Linked DNA regions of Mus musculus: region 2 is linked to region 1. Evidence: chromatin loops called from intact Hi-C (ENCODE). Cell type or tissue: heart. All regions are shown on one strand. Links, peaks and the distances in the headings refer to the core of each region. The heading gives the core; the rest is flanking DNA.

Region 1 (8,040 bases), core at 1,916-4,415:
GAGGGCAACTGTCTACCCTCCATGCTGTTAGAATCCACGTTCACATTGATACCCCAAGTTATGACTTACCATGCTTCCCTCTGGGTTGCTCTTAGCTCCAACCAGGCAACCCTCTGGGGCGTGTTTTCTTGGCCCAGAGGCAATGGCGACTCTTGGAGCTCCTCTGTCCCACGGCTGCTCTGCCTCTCTCTTCTTCCTCGAGGCCTCTAGCCTAGGAAACCTAAACCCTGCCTATGTCTCTTCTCCTCAGTTACTGACTGCTAATGTCTTTATTTACCAACCAGAATTAACTCGGGGAAGGTTCCCAGAAGCTAAGTGCAGACTCCAGGTCTTGGAGGCCACCAAATAACATTACAATAAACAGTAAAAGACAAAACTTCGACAATTGTTTAACCAGTTACCTTGGTTTTTGTTGTTATTGTTGTTTGTTTGTTTTTCCCCAGAGCTGAGGACCGAACCCAGGGCCTTGCACTTGCTAGGCAAACACTCTACCACTGAGCTAAAACTCCAACCCCAATAATTGTTTAAACCAAGGTTGGCCTTAATCTTGTGGTTCTTGTGCCTTGGTCTCTCATCATCATAGAATTCTGGTGTATGCTATGACTTCTGGCTTGCACAATTTTATAGTCTTCTATAACTGCAAAGCAAAGTCTGTTTATAAACGCACATATGTGCATGCATGCTTAATTTTGAAAAGCAAAAATATGATATGTATTCTGAAACATGTTGTCTGAAGATGTTTAAGTGCAAGCACACACCCATAGTTATATTAACCATAACTGGTTTAGTCTCCTCGATGGATGACCTGCTCCTTAATATCTCACTACCGGCAAATATTTAGGCCGTTAATATTTGTTGGTTTTTTGTCTTGTTTTATGTGCTAAAACATTTTTGTGTATGTACACAAACATTGGACTGAATCAGTTTCTGCAAGTGACTACTGTATTATTCTGGCTGAGACAGAAGGACCATTGAGTTCTAGGTCAGACCTAGAGAGCTGTCTCAAAAAGAAAAGAACCCAGTTTTGTCGGCGATCTGCACTACCATGAGATGACACCCTAGGACTGCAGGTCAAGACTTCACTGTTGACAGAGTTGGAGAGCCTGAGAATCTACTGGCTCCCATGCACTTGGCTAGGACTTGGTGTCATCCACAGGGCCTCTGGATGCACGACCCCGCACTTCCCCTCAGACTTGGGTGGAAACGGACACTCAGTGTTTAAATGCAGTTGCCGTGCCTGGGTATCCCTGTGTACCTTGGCTAAAGTAATGAGCCTTTCTGTTATAAATAGGTTCCTAAGCAGCCGAGTATATCAGAGGATAAGAGCCCTGATTGTTCTTCTGACTAATTCAATTTCCAGCAAACACATGGTAGCTCTCAACTATCTGTAGCTGGGTCTGATACCCTCTTCTGGTATGTCTGAAGACAGCTACAGTAAACTCATACGCATTAAATAAATAAAATCTTTAAAAATTTTTTCCTACTTATGAGAACAGACTCTTGGACCTGGGTAGAGACCTAACATTCCAGGTGGGCTGCTTCAATCACTCTGACTTCCAGGCCCAGGAAGGTGGCTTACCTTAAGACATGCTGAAGAGTTGGATGGAATCATTAGAGCTTTAATATGATGCTACTACACCTCTTACTTCCCAGAGTCCCTGCCCCTACTGCAGCAGCTTAGGAGCCATAGTCAGAAAAAGGTCCAAGCCTGCATCTGTGTGCTATTTTGAATTGCCCAAGAACAGCTTTTCCTTTTCTTCTCCGTTCTAGGGATGCTTTTCCTATCACTTTCCTCAGCATCTTGGGCTTCCTTGCTTTCTCTACTGCTTCCTCCCCTCCATGTGCGTGCCTTCCATGCGAGCATCCATGGCTTTCTCCTTCTGTCCTCCTCCCTCCTCCAGGCAGCTGCTAAGGCTCACAGCTTGCCCCTTTGAGGTTTCTCTTTAGCCGCTAATAAAGTTGTCCTAATGCTTCCATTTGAATCCATTTCTAAACCCCCAGATAAATGAGACTAAAAACTCCATGAGAGGATCCTAATTTCTGGTCACCCACACAAGCTCAGTGGTTATGTGGTGCAGAGACCCCAAACTCCAAGCTTTATCCACTAAGCCATTTATCCAGCCCCAGCTTACAAGTTTCCAAGTAGTAAAATCAGTGATATACTTAAAATACAGAGAATATTCAAGACAGAAACACAACTTTGGAGAGAAAAATATTTAATCTGTTTCATGGAAAAAAAGTACAAAGCTTTGGAAGAGCTTTAGGTTTGCAAGTACAGTAGGAACACACACGCTTCCCAGACGCTTGGCTCCACGCTCCTCGAGTTAGTGAAGCCGTCAAGCTCTTATCCACCCAATAATGCACTTGAAGAAGCCACTGAAGAGTTTGGTCTAGAAATAAGTGTAAAATACATTGCATAAAAATATATTAATCCATCTACAAACACTTTAAAATGCATAGCAAGGAAATTCTTTCAGGACTAAGCCATGTCTAGAAATACCAGTATCTGAACTTGTATACTGGATTTCCACTGCATTGTTTAGGCATGACATCCTCACAGCAGAGCACCTCTATGCTCACAAATGACATCATTTACCCACACAAGATGGCAACAGTCTCTAACGTGATCATCCATGAAGCATACCTTGAAGGAGTAACAGACTGGTGGAGGTCTTGATTCCTTAAGGCGTGAAGTAATGACAGTAACGGCGTCTCTTACAGAGAGACCTAAAGCTATACCATCAGCCCATGGACAGTGAGGAAGCCCTACTTCAAAGAGAAGCCAATCTGAAGTCAGTCACACGGGGTCCTGTTCTCTGCTGTAGAACACTGAGAAATTACTAGGAATTTTAGAAAAATGATCACTGCAACACGTTCCCCACTTGAGTCCCTGTGGAAGCCCAGCTCCTCAGCAAAGGCTCGACAGGAATACAGCTGTTTCTGTAGCTGAGGGCGGAGGTCACGGGCTGAGTTGGGGCTCTGGCTTAGTTTTTGAGGGTAACTTGCAATGATGACATCACAGGCATGCACCGACAATACATTCCAACCCTGTGCCAACAATTATGTTTCTGGTGGAACTAAAAATAGAGACAAGCAGTCTTTAAAATAGAAGATACCCCAATGGCTACACTAGGAACGTATGTGCTTTCATCCCCACTGGCATCATTTGATTGTTTGATCTTATTTATCTCAACATATTTTCTCATGAAACTAGGTTCAGAATAATAAAAATCCTCTTTAAAGAGTCTGTATCTCAGAGGGCGGAACCTCACCTCCCTTTTGTTTTATTTTGTTTTATTTATTCCATGTGGAAAGCTGAAACTAAGCAACCCAAGAGTTACTAGAGCTTCAGATTTCACTTTCAAACAGCAACACTGCTCACGCCCACGTCTGAGCCAGGCCAGGCACTCTAGTATGTAGGTCCAGTGTTTATTTCTAACCCACAGCTGAGGGCGGCCACAGGTGGAAGTGTACTGGAAAGTCCTTGCGGTTCTTTCCTTGGGTCGGGAGGCTGTCGAGAGCAGTGTCCACAGGCACACAGGAGTGACGTGCAAGGGGAGCAAAGGACACACCACACAATGAGTAACTACACCTAGACGCACATTCCACAAGCGTCTAGGGTTTTAGTTTTCAACTCTGACCTCTGACAATGATTAAACCAAAGCACCACGCCATGGCGAAAGCTATCCTAGCAGAGCCTGCAGGCAGGGCTGTGTCCTATTCTGGGCCAGCCTGTGTGCTCATAGCGGCCACCCGAGAGCCAAGGCGCCAGCCTACACAAGCCGGCACAGGCAGGAGACAAGGCTGATTAGCCACAGAATGCCACCTCGCTTGATTACCAAGCCTCTAACTTTAACGACCATTCTGTCTATTACCCTAACGCAAAGAAACTGGAAAAAGGAAATTCTATTAAGCCAGGTTAAAACAGTGACTCAGGCGAGGGCTCATTCTTCATGTCGGCTTTGAAACACGGGTGGAAAAAGCAATCTTGGTGATTATCACGCAGGTCTGCCTCAAGGTATGTGACTCTGTCACACTGTCATTTCTGACCCATGTAGTGCGCTGCTCACTGAACCATAGTACTGCTTCACGACCACACTACTTCACAATGGACAGACGCTGCACTGGGATGCCCCTAAAAACCACCACTGGCACACGCAGGACATCTTGTCTCACACTGCCACGCTGATTTCAGGAACAACTCCTGAGTCACCAGGGAGCCTGCACAGCAGACCATTAAGGCTGCAGGAAGGCAGAGGACTTTATTCCTCTACACCTCACTTGGTTCACAAAACACACTGTGTCCGATATGGGTAGACGTCTCCAGGCCTGCACCAGCCATGCTCGTTATGGTGGACTGGCTGCTGGGACAGTCCTGTTGAGCTAACTGGGATGTCTACACATACTCCTGCCAAGAAAAAACTGTGGATAGTCACTGAAATTAAGGGCACAGAAAATCCTCTGGGAACCAATGATTATATAGACCATTCCAAGGCCCAGATGATAAGAATCTATGAGAAGTCATGTAAGTTGAATGACTTTAATGAATTTAAATGAATTTTACAAACACGCATTCCCAGGGCTCCTGGAATCCTCTGGACTGATAAGTTACTACATGAAGGAATGAAATATGTGACCTTGCAAGTTTGGGAGACGACAGAGTAGGCAGTGGGGCAGACAGCTGTCCACTTCCTCTGTGTACACTCTTAGTGCTGATGTGACTGTTCAAGGAGGAGGGACTCTATCCTAAGGCTGTTGTGAGGATTGCGTGTGGTCAGCACACAGAAGGGAAACTCCCAGCAGGGAGCGAGAACTCAATGAAGGTAAGCCTCCTTCTGCCCTCGTCTGAAGGCCGGGGGGTAGGTCCCCACTTTCCACACTGTAGGGAGCCTCGGTTAAGCTCTGCTGCTGTCAGCCAGCACCCACATACTAGGTCCTGTTCTAGGCACTGGACGCTACCCCAGGAGCTTCGTACCCAACATGCCGAAGCAGCTTCCTTCTCTGGAACATTCACACCTAGTCTGTAACGTTATTCTCAAGTACTTTGAAGACTGCAGAGGGCACCGCCCCAGGGTGAGAGCACCCACCAGGGCACGCAGGTTATAATCTGAAGATTCTTGTACAAGCTGTTAAGAGTGTGGTGTGTCTCCAGCTATGTCTGGATCCTCTATGGAAAAGCCGTATTCATTAAAGCTCCAGAAGGCCTTTTTAAATACTTCAATACAGTAGAGAGGTGCTTCTTTATAAACAATATTGTTTATGAAATGGTAATACATTCTACCATAAAGTGTTCTTTTTCTTCTCGAGCCCAGATTCTACTGGGACTGCTAACATGTCAAATGGTGGAGAAAGATTTTGCTTTAGAAACTGGAGTTGTAAAAAAAAAAAAAAGTCAAGCCCATGTCTGTGGCCATAAATTATTGTCATTATTAGAACTAAACTGATAAGTAGCAGTTCATAAATTACTCCCTGCTAAATGCCGTGGGAGCATTTTACTGAAGCCTGGCGGCAAGCCCAGGCTTGGTCCAGCAGCCCAGCTCTGCAGGGCAAGACACTGCTAGAGTCTATACTCCTGCCACTATACCATGCTAAACAATAAAACACCGTAATTATCCCTGTCCTCACCAACTACAATTTTAAAGGAAACTGGTAAATGAAAGGACTCTAAATAGACCCCCATCTTTGGTAACAGAAGTGGCTTTAGAAAAATTATTAGTGCTTACAATTCAGATTATTTTAGTATCTTTGAGAAGATTAGATTACTCTCTAAAGTACTGGCCATTGAGTATTCTCAGAGGTAGAATTTCAGTGAGACAGCACGGGCTTGCTCATTTAGAGCTTAGGTGACACGGCCCCTGCACGTGGCTTTATGTTACTGTTCACTACAAAACATAGCTTTTCGTGATTTCATTTTCCTCCTGAGGACTGAACCCAGGGCCTCTGCGCACGGCAAAGAACCATCTTCCAAATGAGTTAACAACTCTGATCTTTGCCAAGCCAGAGGCAAAGGCAGAAGCTGAAGACTTTTCCCTGGATGGAGAAAGACAGTCAGTTCCGCGTATGTGGAGAAACCATGGTTACACATGTTCATTAAGTCCTAGATTTCCCACACTGCAAAACAGAGGCCCACATAACCTATCTCAGTGGTGTGAGCCCCAAGGCAGACAGAGTTGTCTCAGGACAACTACAAGGCTCTCAGAGAGGACAGGAGACGCTGCAGCTCCAGAAGTGCTGTGACCAAGGTTTCCTCCTGGCAGACACTGTGTCAGTCCTGACCCTAGGAAAGCGCACTCTGCTCACTGAGCACCTTCTCCGTCCATCCCCACTAACATTCTGCTGTGACCAGCAGTGCAGAGAGGCAGGTGGGTGGGGTGTGCAGCCACCGAGATCCCCGCAGTCACTGAAGACTCAAGTAAGATCCTACCCAGGCAAAGGGAAAATCAAGGGAGTTAAAGAATATTTTGGGATTTTTAAGGTACATCAAACTACAGAATACATGCTTGTATTTTCAGAGTGAAAAATAATTTCCACACAAGCTAAACTGTATATACCCTGTTTTAGAGAGTGAAACTGTTTATGTCCTCAAACAGGAAATGACTGAACCAAAATATTCTCATCCCGTCCAACTGGAAATAAACGAGGAATCCAACAAATCAACGAGGGCTGCGGCGCTCTGAGGCCCTCCACAGACCACCAGCTCCAGGCTGGAGCTGCAGAGCCGCTGCCTTGGCTGGTTCTAGGTGCAAAGGTTTCTGAGGTAACCACGGGCAACTCTAAACAGGACCCCTCCCTTTCACGTTCGCCTTGCTCCTGAGAAACAGCATTTCTAAGTTAATAACGGAAGTCAGCAAGTTTTCACTTCAGATTTTTTTTTTTTTTTAGTTAACTGAACAATAAAACAAGCAAATGTTACCTATCAAAAACTACTGCAAAAATTAACTAATAAATAGGTAGACTATGCTTAAATGCTTATTAAATTTATAGGTGGGGCTCAGACAATGCTTCTGAAACCTTGTAGTCTTAGTAAAACACATGTCCACTCAGTTTTAGAAGAGCAAGGCTCTTAAACAGTTATGATGATAATCTATGATAATTCAAGTTAACAATGAAAACCAAACCTCTCCAGGATCCCTTCCAGTGCTGTTTCTTACGGGGTTAAAGAAAACACATACCAAAACAGTATCAGTAAATCACTGTGTGTTTCAGCCCTAATATTTTAAATGAAAGTGTATTAGTATAACTATACCCTGAAAATAGCAAATTGAAGGTTTACATGTGATTTTTCAAAATATCAGAATTAATGATCATAATTTAAATTCTAAATATGGGAACCAAAACAGTAACAAAAATCTCAAACCCAACAATTCTGTTACTTAACTCTTAAAACTGACATCTAAATTTCCAAAATAGCATGATGCTCATGACAGCCAGCCTAGCCACTACAATAACCCATCACACACAGCAACACAGCAGTCTCCACCCACACCCAGGTCAGCATGCCTCTGGGAGCCAGGCATTGCCTGCTAGGAATTATGCTCATTAAATACAGTTAAAGGTAGGTCTGCATGCCTTTAGAAATTCTATATTTTTCTTTTTTATATAAAGTTATAAGGCATTAATAATAGAATGTTAAAACAAATAATTTATAATAAAAATAGATTAAAACTCTCTTTTAAAAATACCTCAAGTGAGAAAAATCACCGGAGGTAAGTAACTACTCATACACGCTGAGTTTGTGCCGAGTGAATACTTTCTGTTCTGGCTTTAAGCAGACCTTAGACACTAAACAGCAGGTATCCTGACACAAAGGCGCACAGCTTAGGCCCATCTCAAGTTACTGGAAATTTACACACGAATGGATAACCACTACTGATAAAGGCAGGTTATTTAAACTATCTGGCATGATTAGTTTTGACTACAAATATAATACTCTCTGATATAGCATGGACTGTTGCTTTTAAAACAAATAACAGCAAAGCTTACAGTGCCGTGGTAAAATGATGGTCAATGACTTGGCTAGCACACAGCTAAAATGAAGAA
Region 2 (8,040 bases), core at 2,145-4,644, 67 kb before region 1:
ATTAAGCAGCAAACAAATGAAAGCCTTTGAAGAAACCACCTACGAGAAGTCAGGGGCTATGATTAACCAACCCTCCAATTTGGCAAACAGATTTCTTTGCAATGTAACCACCTTACAAATAACGGCTCCTCCCCGTATAAGTGAGGGAGACGGTGGGATGCCCCCCGAAATGGACGGTTGAGATGCTTTTTAAGAAGGAAATTCCCAGCGTTCATCTTGGCGGGGCCCAGGAATTGCTCTGGAGATTGTGAGGTTGGCCTTGGGCTGCCTGTGTCTGAGCAGGGAGCTGCATGTGTTTAGTGAGGAAATCGAAAGACTCTTGATTAAGTTGCTTCTACCGTCCTCTCAAGAGCGCCAAGGGGGTTGAGCACTAGCTCGCGGCTTATACATGTGTGTCGCCCTGGTGTTAAGTCACGGCTGTTACATGTGTAGCATCCTTCCCAGTGGTCAAGAGGGCTGCTGCACTCCAAGGACTCGTGTGACAATCATTCTGTGGACAAACCAATGAGGTCAGAGAGACCTGTGGCCCAACATGGCAGAGTTAAGATGAGCCCCCATCTTCTCTGCCATCCCACCATACACACATAATTCCTCTCTCCCTTCTGTTCCCCCTCCTCTAAGAACCTCTGTGAGTCTCGGGGGGGGGGGGGATCCTTTCCAATTTTGTGTTAATGAAAGGAAAATAGGCTTAGGCACATAGCTCAGTTGGTGGAACACTATCCTAAAACGCACAGAGCCTGGGCTCAGTCTCCCACACCACATCAACCAGAGCCTGTTGGCTCATTGCCATAAACCCAACACTCAAGAGGCAGAAGCAGGTGGGTCAGAGGTTCAAATTCCTCTTCAACTATTTAATGAGTTCAAGGCCAGCCTGGGCAGTGTGTGACTATCTCAGATTAATTAATTAATTAAAATACAATAAAAGCAAAGCAGTCTCTTCCTCAAATGTGTGCCTAAGCCCTTGGAGCTAGAAAAGCTACCCCTGGTAACCAGTCAGCATTTTCTGTGTTGTGGTGGTGCTCTGTTGTTGTTGTTTTCCTAGACAACGCTTCACTCTGTAGCCCTGGCTATCCTGGAACTCACTGTGTAGACCAGGCTGGCCTTAAACTCCCAGAGATCTTGCCTGCCTCTATCTCCCAAATGCTGGGCACTATGGCTGATTTGAGCATTTTATAGTCAAGGAATCACCATGCTACACATCTCTGGTCTTCTAGCTTTCGAGAAAGTCTTCAAATAAGGATCCCCATTTTAAGCACAGGAAACCAAAGTTTCTGGTGTTAGATTTTCATTGTTTGGATCTGAGTAACTGAGGCTGGCCGTGAGCTCCTGGTCCTGTCGCTTCCTCCTCCCCTGAGTACCTATGTGCTGGCATTGCACATGCGCAGCACCAAGCCTGAATAGAATGTTATCTATTTTGCATTCAGAATTGCAGCCCAGAGGTAAGAAACTCCTCAGCAATGACAATGTGATGTTTGGGGTGAGCCGGTATCCATCCAGGGCGGGGTTTCCCCTGGCTACAGACAGCCCCTTCTGTCTCAATGCTCCTGTGACTTGGAAGCAGATTGTGGTAGGGACTGGTGTGCAAGGGACAGGTACAGAAAACCTTCAAGAAACCAGGAGAACAAGACAGGAAGGAGAACAGCTCAGTGCAGACTCAGATGGGCCCCATCTCACAGGCCCGTGCACTCTTGCCTCAAGTCAGTCCACACTTGAAGGCACCTCTGTCTTCTTCTCACTATCATTTGCATGAGGGTCAACCGGGCCAAGATGAGCTCTGTCACCTTCAGAGCCAGGGAATGACACAGAGAAGTTGAGGTCCAGGTGTGGAGCCATCAATTGCCTATTATACGGTATTTGGTTCTGAGAGGAAGGCCGGCATCTTCTGCCGTCTTGTTCGTCTCCCAGGGTTGCTTGCCCTGATGTCTGGCGCGGAATGGAGAGTGGACATTGCTGTTTTAGATGCCCCGTCTCCATTCTCCCATCGCTCAGTCACAGAAGCAGATGTGGCACCTTGAGGGTAGGGGATCCTTCCACAGTTTTTCACTGAAAAGGTGCTCAACACAGAGTGGTGGCTGTTCATGATGTCACCAGAAGGACCCAAGGAGCCAATTCTCAACAAATTTCTGGGGAAATTGTCCACTCCCCTCTGGAGATGAAGCAAGAAAGTAAGGAGTAAGGGGCTCTCACTGGAACCACTACGTTCAAGAACGTTCTTGACCAGAGCAGAGACACAGTAAAGTGTTCCCTTCCTAGATATAAAGACCTGTGTTCAAATCTCCAGGACACACATGAGAAGCTGGGCACAGTGATGTATACCTGTAATCCCAGCAGGGGTAAGATAGGAGCTGGGGCTCCTTGCAGCTTGGCTGGCTTGGCCTGTGTGGTAAAGTTCCACAGCAAATGAGAAACCTCATCTCAAACCAGTGATGGCAAGAGCCTGGGGACCAACGCCTGAGGTTGCTCTCTGACCTCCACCGTGTACCATAAGCACCCACCGCCCATATGCAGGGACATACATTACCCACGAGCTGCAGCCCAGGGTTCTGAAGTTGCCGCTGACGTTGAGACAGACACTTCCGCCATGAGCCACAAGCACAGCTCCCCTCTCTCTGCTGCCATCTGATCCTCCAGTCAGTGCATCAGGTAGGAAAGATAGCTAAGGGATACTGGGGTGTCTTTGCAGTTCAGAGAAGCCCCTTGGACAAAGCCAGAATGGACTCTGGGGGCCAGTTCACCATGTCCCGCATGCTAAGTGAGCACACAGTTTGACAGTGATCGTCATGGCAAAGACAATGAGGAAGAGAGGGGAAAACTTTCTCCTTCTCTCCTGGTTATGACCTTGAGCACGCTTGACACTGCAGGAAGCCATCCTGACGTCTCAGAAGGCCCGAGAATGAGACCACAGTGAGTAATGGGGAGGAGAAGCCAGCCTGCAGAGGATGCCTCTTAATGCCTCTTAAAAGCCCAGAGAGGGGAGCTGACTTAGTCTGGATCACATAACACTGGGGTGAGGGATAGATAGACCTTGAACCCTGCCTACCCCACTCTTACCCGTTAGCCTTTACTTGGCTGCCGTTAAGAACTTGTGGACTCTTTCCACTGACCTGCAGTACTCACGCCGGCTGCCAGGAGGGTCTCACAACCCCTCCTTACGCACGCCCTCTAAAGTGGCTGATTGATCGGAGCCCACTGAGCAGCAAAGGTGCCTGTGGATCTGCCCAGCTGAGAAGCTCTCAGAACACATTTCCCCTGGCAGACCCGGTGGAGCCTGGGTGTGTATGAATAACTCAGGGCCGGAGCCTGGCTGGTGGGGAGCTCAGAGCCAGCTCTGAAAACACCCTAGGGGCTCTCTCTGAGTGGCACAGTGAAATGTGGCCACACCGGTTCAGTCTATTTTAAGCTTCGGAAACCAAGGGAGGTGAAGCCGGGTGAACCAGTGAGCTCCTGGGCAGATGAGTTCCAGGCTAACTCTGGGTGGCTCTAAGGTCACCTTGGGCCCCTCTCGTGCCTCTGTGCTTTGTTCTTCCTGCTTCCCTTTGGACAGATGGGAAGGAAGGAGTCACACTGGAGGGACACTCCATTTAGACAGAAAAATGAGAGAATGTCATCTGCTAGGACCTGGTCGGTGTCTTTAAGTGGATTTTTCACCTGATGTAATTGACTGCTTTGAGTGGGGTGCAACCACTGTCTCTCCTCTCACGGAAAGGAATGGAAGCCCAGAGAAAGCAAGCCTCTTCCTCGAGGTCACCAGCAGAGCTAGGGTTTGAAGTCCACAGAGAGGGTAGCGTTGGGACACTAGCATTACATGTGGGTGTCTATGCTCTGGTCTCAAGCCCAGCAGTGGGCAGAGCTGCTTTTACCACATGTAAGCCACACTGGGTTCATCCATAGCTTAGAACGTTTGGTTCTTACGGTGCCATTGCTCAGATTACAGAACCAAAGCTTAATGTCCTAAGTACATTTTCTTTGTACCACACAGCTTCCAGGATCTTTGTTTGGGGTTTGGGCTGATAGTGATGGAGAGAGAGAAAGGGCAGATACAACTGATAAGAAAAGATGTTCAAAGTGTAGAATCCAGGAATCACCAGTCATTTGCTTTGTCTTAAGTACTTAGATACTGCCATTTTAGCTTGTGGGTGAATGTGTGTGTGTGTGTGTGTGTGTGTGTGTGTACATATGTGTGTCTGTGTATGCATGCTGTGTGTATGTATATATAAATATGTGTGTGAGTGTGTGGGTCTGTGTGCATGCTGTGTGTGAGAAGTGTATGTACATATGTAAGTATATGTATGATTGTGTAGGTGTGTGTGAGTGTGTGTACATGTGTGTGTGCTTGTGTGTGCGTGTTGTGTGTGTGAGTATGTGTGTGTATGTAAATATGTGTGTGGGTGTGTGTGCATCCTGTGTGAGAGTGTATGTATGTATGTAAGTATATGTGTAATTGTGTAGGTGTGTGTGAGTGTGTGTACATGTGTGTGTGCATGTTGTGTGTGTGAGTATGTGTGTGTATGTGTGTATTTAAGTATGTGTGTGGGTCTGTGTGTGTTTGCATGTGTGTGTGTCTATGTGTGGATGCTGTGTGTGAGTGTGTGCACATGTTTACGTGTGTGTGTGTGTGTGTGTGTGTGTGATATGCAGTGTATGGTGTGCATGCATGTTCACATTTGGAGGCCTGAGGTTGATGTTGAGTGTCTTACTCAAAGGCTTCCCATCGTGTATATTAACATAGGTGTCTCACTCGGCCTGGAGCGCCATGTTTTGGCTTGTCTGACTAGCCGGTTTTTTCCAGGGATCCCCTGTCACATTCTCCCACATCCTAAGATCACAACCTGGTTGTCATGCCCACATGGCTTTTACGCAGGTCCTGAGGAGCTGAACTCTGGTCTTCATGCTTATAAAGCTACCTCACCTACAAAGCCATCTCCCTAGCCTAGATTACACTGAACTGAAAGGACAGAAAGAAAAAAAAAAAAAAGAAAAAGATCTCATTTTAATTCCTTGATTCCTCCCCCTTTCATTAGAACAGTCATGTGCACCAATCTTTTCTTTTGCGTCACAAACCTGTAATCTCAGCACGCCAGAGGTTGAAGTAGGCAGATTATGAGTTCCAAGCCAGCCTAGGTCGCATGGTGAGACCCTGTCTTAAAACAACCACAGCCAGATACTGAGAACATAGAAATGAATAAAACTGGGTTCGAACCCTGCCAGAGCCCACACTCTAGGAAGAGGGAGAAATATATATGGGGCTCACCTCTAAAACTGTGTCAGCAGACCAGAACACACACCACATGGTTGGTGATAGCAGTGCTGTGGCCACTGGCTTCTGCTTGGGTGGGGATGTCAGGCGTGACAGAGCCCCCCTCCCGCCTCTCTCTCTCTCTCTCTCTCTCTCTCTCTCTCTCTCTCTGTGTGTGTGTGTGTGTGTGTGTGTGTGTGTGTGTGTGTGTATTCCTGTTTTTTTTCAAGGTCACCCTGGGAAGAAATGTTTTAGGCAACGTGGTTTATATGGCTGAAGACCTGTGGCTGAAGGAAGCCACTGGCTGATTTTAAGGAGCCAATCATTGCCAAGGAGAAGGTGTGCAGGGGATATGGTGGAAGTAGCTGGCACTAGGAAAGCTGTCTTGGGAGGGAGAGAAGAGGTCAGGAAGTCTGAGGTTAGCTTCTGTATGCGATGCAGAGGGATTTACATGGTCTCCCGGATGCCACTCAAGAAGGTAGGCGGAAATGTGACACGAGCTGGTCTCTGTTTCAGAAAGTGTGTGCTGGCTGGGGAGAGAGGATGAGGTGGATGGTGAGACTGGGAGCTAGGAAGCTGTGTAGGGAAGGGCGTCCACAGCCAGGAGGAGAGCCAAGGCACCATCCACCCGTGCTGGGAAATCACCCGGGACTAAGGATCAGACACTAAGAAAAGCTGGATGTTGAGCTGCATGTGTGAGTGTCTGATATATTTTTGTTTAAAAAAAAAATGGAAGAATTTTTTAGCAAAAACTAAAATTATGATAGAGTTATAATACAATATCTGGCCAAAGCAGCTCAGAGAAGGAAGAGTTTGTTTTGGCTCAGGTTGAAGGGAAATCTTGGTGACAGAACCTGAGGCAGCTGGTCACATTTTATCTGCTAACAGGAAGCAGAGAGGTAACTGCTGGCCCTCAGCTCAGGACCCCTAAGGGATGGTGCTGCTCACTGCTCAGCTCAGGACCCCAGCCTAAGGGATGGTATTGCCCACAGTTGCTGACTCTTCCCTGTTCAATCAAATGAATCTAGAAACTCCCTCTCAGACCTGCCCAGGGCTTGTTCCCAGGGGATTCTGAATCCTGCCAAGTTGACCACATCTACATCTCAAGGATAAAGGGAATTAGGTTAATAATGAAAACCAAGAATAGCCTATGTGGTCCATTGTGATGGTTTGTATATGCTCGGCCTAGGGAGTGGCACTATTAGGAGGTGTGGCATTGTTGGAGTGTGTCACTGTGGGTGTAGGCTTTGAGACCAGCATCCTGTCTTCCTGGAAGCAAATATTCTGCTGGCAGCCTTCTGATAAAGATGTAGAACTCTCAGCTCCTCTAGCATCATGCCTGCCTGGATGTTGCCATGTTCCTGCCTTGATGATAGTGGACTAAACTTCTGAACCTGTAAGCCAGACCCAATTAAATGTTCTTTAAAGGAGTTGACTTGGTCATGGTGTCTGTTCACAGCGGTAAAACCCAAACTAAGACACCCTAGTACAACTAGTAAGCTATGCGTTTCCTCTCTGTATTTCCCCAAGTTTGCAGCCCCAAATTAATGTCTTAGGAGATGCTTTTCTTGAGTGTTGGACAGCTAAGCAGGCAACATTCTTGCCTTCAAGCTGTGAAGACTCACCTTAGGCCCACTGTTAGCAGGTCTACCCTCATTTCTTATTTTGAAGCCATGCTTCTCGAATAAATAAAAAGGAGTCAGTTTGGCCCAGGCCATGATAGTAAGCGTTTCAGTTCTGTTTGTCCCATAGAGTGGTGCACCCAATGGCTTGTTCCCTTTCCCTTCCCTTGGGCCAGAGAAATGATCAGGACAATGGAACTCTGTGTGTCTTTGTGTCCCGGAAAGCTCATCGCAAGCTGACAGGAAATAACAGGCATTCAAATCAGCCCTTGCTGCAGCTCTCTGTTTAAGTTGGTGGTAGTGAGAGAATACTATTTTTTTTTTTTAATTTAGTGCTCTAGAGTTTTCCCTGCCAGGGTATTCACTGTGCATGAGTCAGCCTCCAGCCTTGCTCCACAAGGAGTGTCCAGCCTAGAAAAGAAAAAGTAATTGATGAGAGCCCCACAGAATAGTTATCTTGGCATTGACTGGTCCTGCTGGGTCAGAACAATTGACTATTGGCAAGCCCCACGTTCTCCACAGGCATGAAGGGAGAAATGAAGCCTTCTTTGGGGAAGGTATGATTCAGAATGTCAGAAATTCTGGTCTTGAATGGAAGGCCTCAGGGGGACATCTAGACAGTGGCCTTATTCTGTGTTATGAGGCCGAAGGGTGATTTTGAGAGGCAAGTTTGGCAGAAGAGCCAAATCCCTTTGCTGAACTGCCATCTAGGTTAGATGGAGCGTTGGCAAATGTGAGGACCTGAATTCTTTGGGCACTTCCTGCCCTGGTGGCTGATAGCTCTCCAGACCATCCATCCGCTGGGAAAAAAAAAGATGGTAATGAATGAATCCACTGCGTCTGGGAGACTAAAAATGGCCGACAGGGGCAGGGGAAGGGTGGGAGAGAACAGGGTTCATGCTACTGACCAACAGCAAAAGCTACAGCAGTTATTATCTGCTTCAAGCCTGGAGCAGAATCGGCCAGATGGGTCCAGTAATGTGCCCTCCTCCGCTCTGCCCAGGCTGGTTTTACATCACAATGGCTGCTCTATGCTGTTTTTTCAAGTATTGGGATGTCGCTGTACACCCTGTGTCCTGGCAGACAGACTTGGAAAAGGTTTCCCCTTGGACTTCCGGCTTAGGCCAGCAGCAGGCAAGGGATGCAGGCTGTGTGTTACCCAGGAGGCTAGACAAGCATTTC

What was found. Hi-C counts contacts between places; a loop is a spot of excess contacts. Peaks named below come from ENCODE experiments on the same cell type or tissue, not always from the same donor. Only the 100,000 strongest peaks of a DNase experiment are listed, where the experiment ranks them.
Region 2: it touches region 1 in a loop (1.8-fold over the local background); 1 of 42 quality-filtered maps calls a loop at or near these places.

The regions. Positions count from the first base shown.
Region 1 is chr19:56,597,663-56,605,702 of GRCm38, reverse strand. Nhlrc2 (NHL repeat containing 2) reads right to left here. Exons shown (of 11, transcript NM_025811.3): 11 at 6,857-8,040. Among named protein-coding and RNA genes, the nearest start is that of Nhlrc2, 53 kb to the right of the region's middle. In heart, for the core only: no CTCF peak of the experiment used is centred there; no DNase peak of the experiment used is centred there; H3K27ac peaks cover 917 bases.
Region 2 is chr19:56,664,527-56,672,566 of GRCm38, reverse strand. It overlaps Gm32492 (a long non-coding RNA gene), which reads right to left and starts at 3,500. Exons shown (of 3, transcript XR_386825.2): 1 at 3,105-3,500. It overlaps Gm32441 (predicted gene, 32441), which reads left to right and starts at 7,941. Exons shown (of 3, transcript NR_166869.1): 1 at 7,941-8,040. It overlaps Gm52389 (a long non-coding RNA gene), which reads right to left and starts at 7,818. Exons shown (of 2, transcript XR_003952901.1): 1 at 7,767-7,818; 2 at 6,957-7,658. In heart, for the core only: a CTCF peak has its summit at 3,227; a DNase peak (open chromatin) is centred at 3,396; H3K27ac peaks cover 2,053 bases.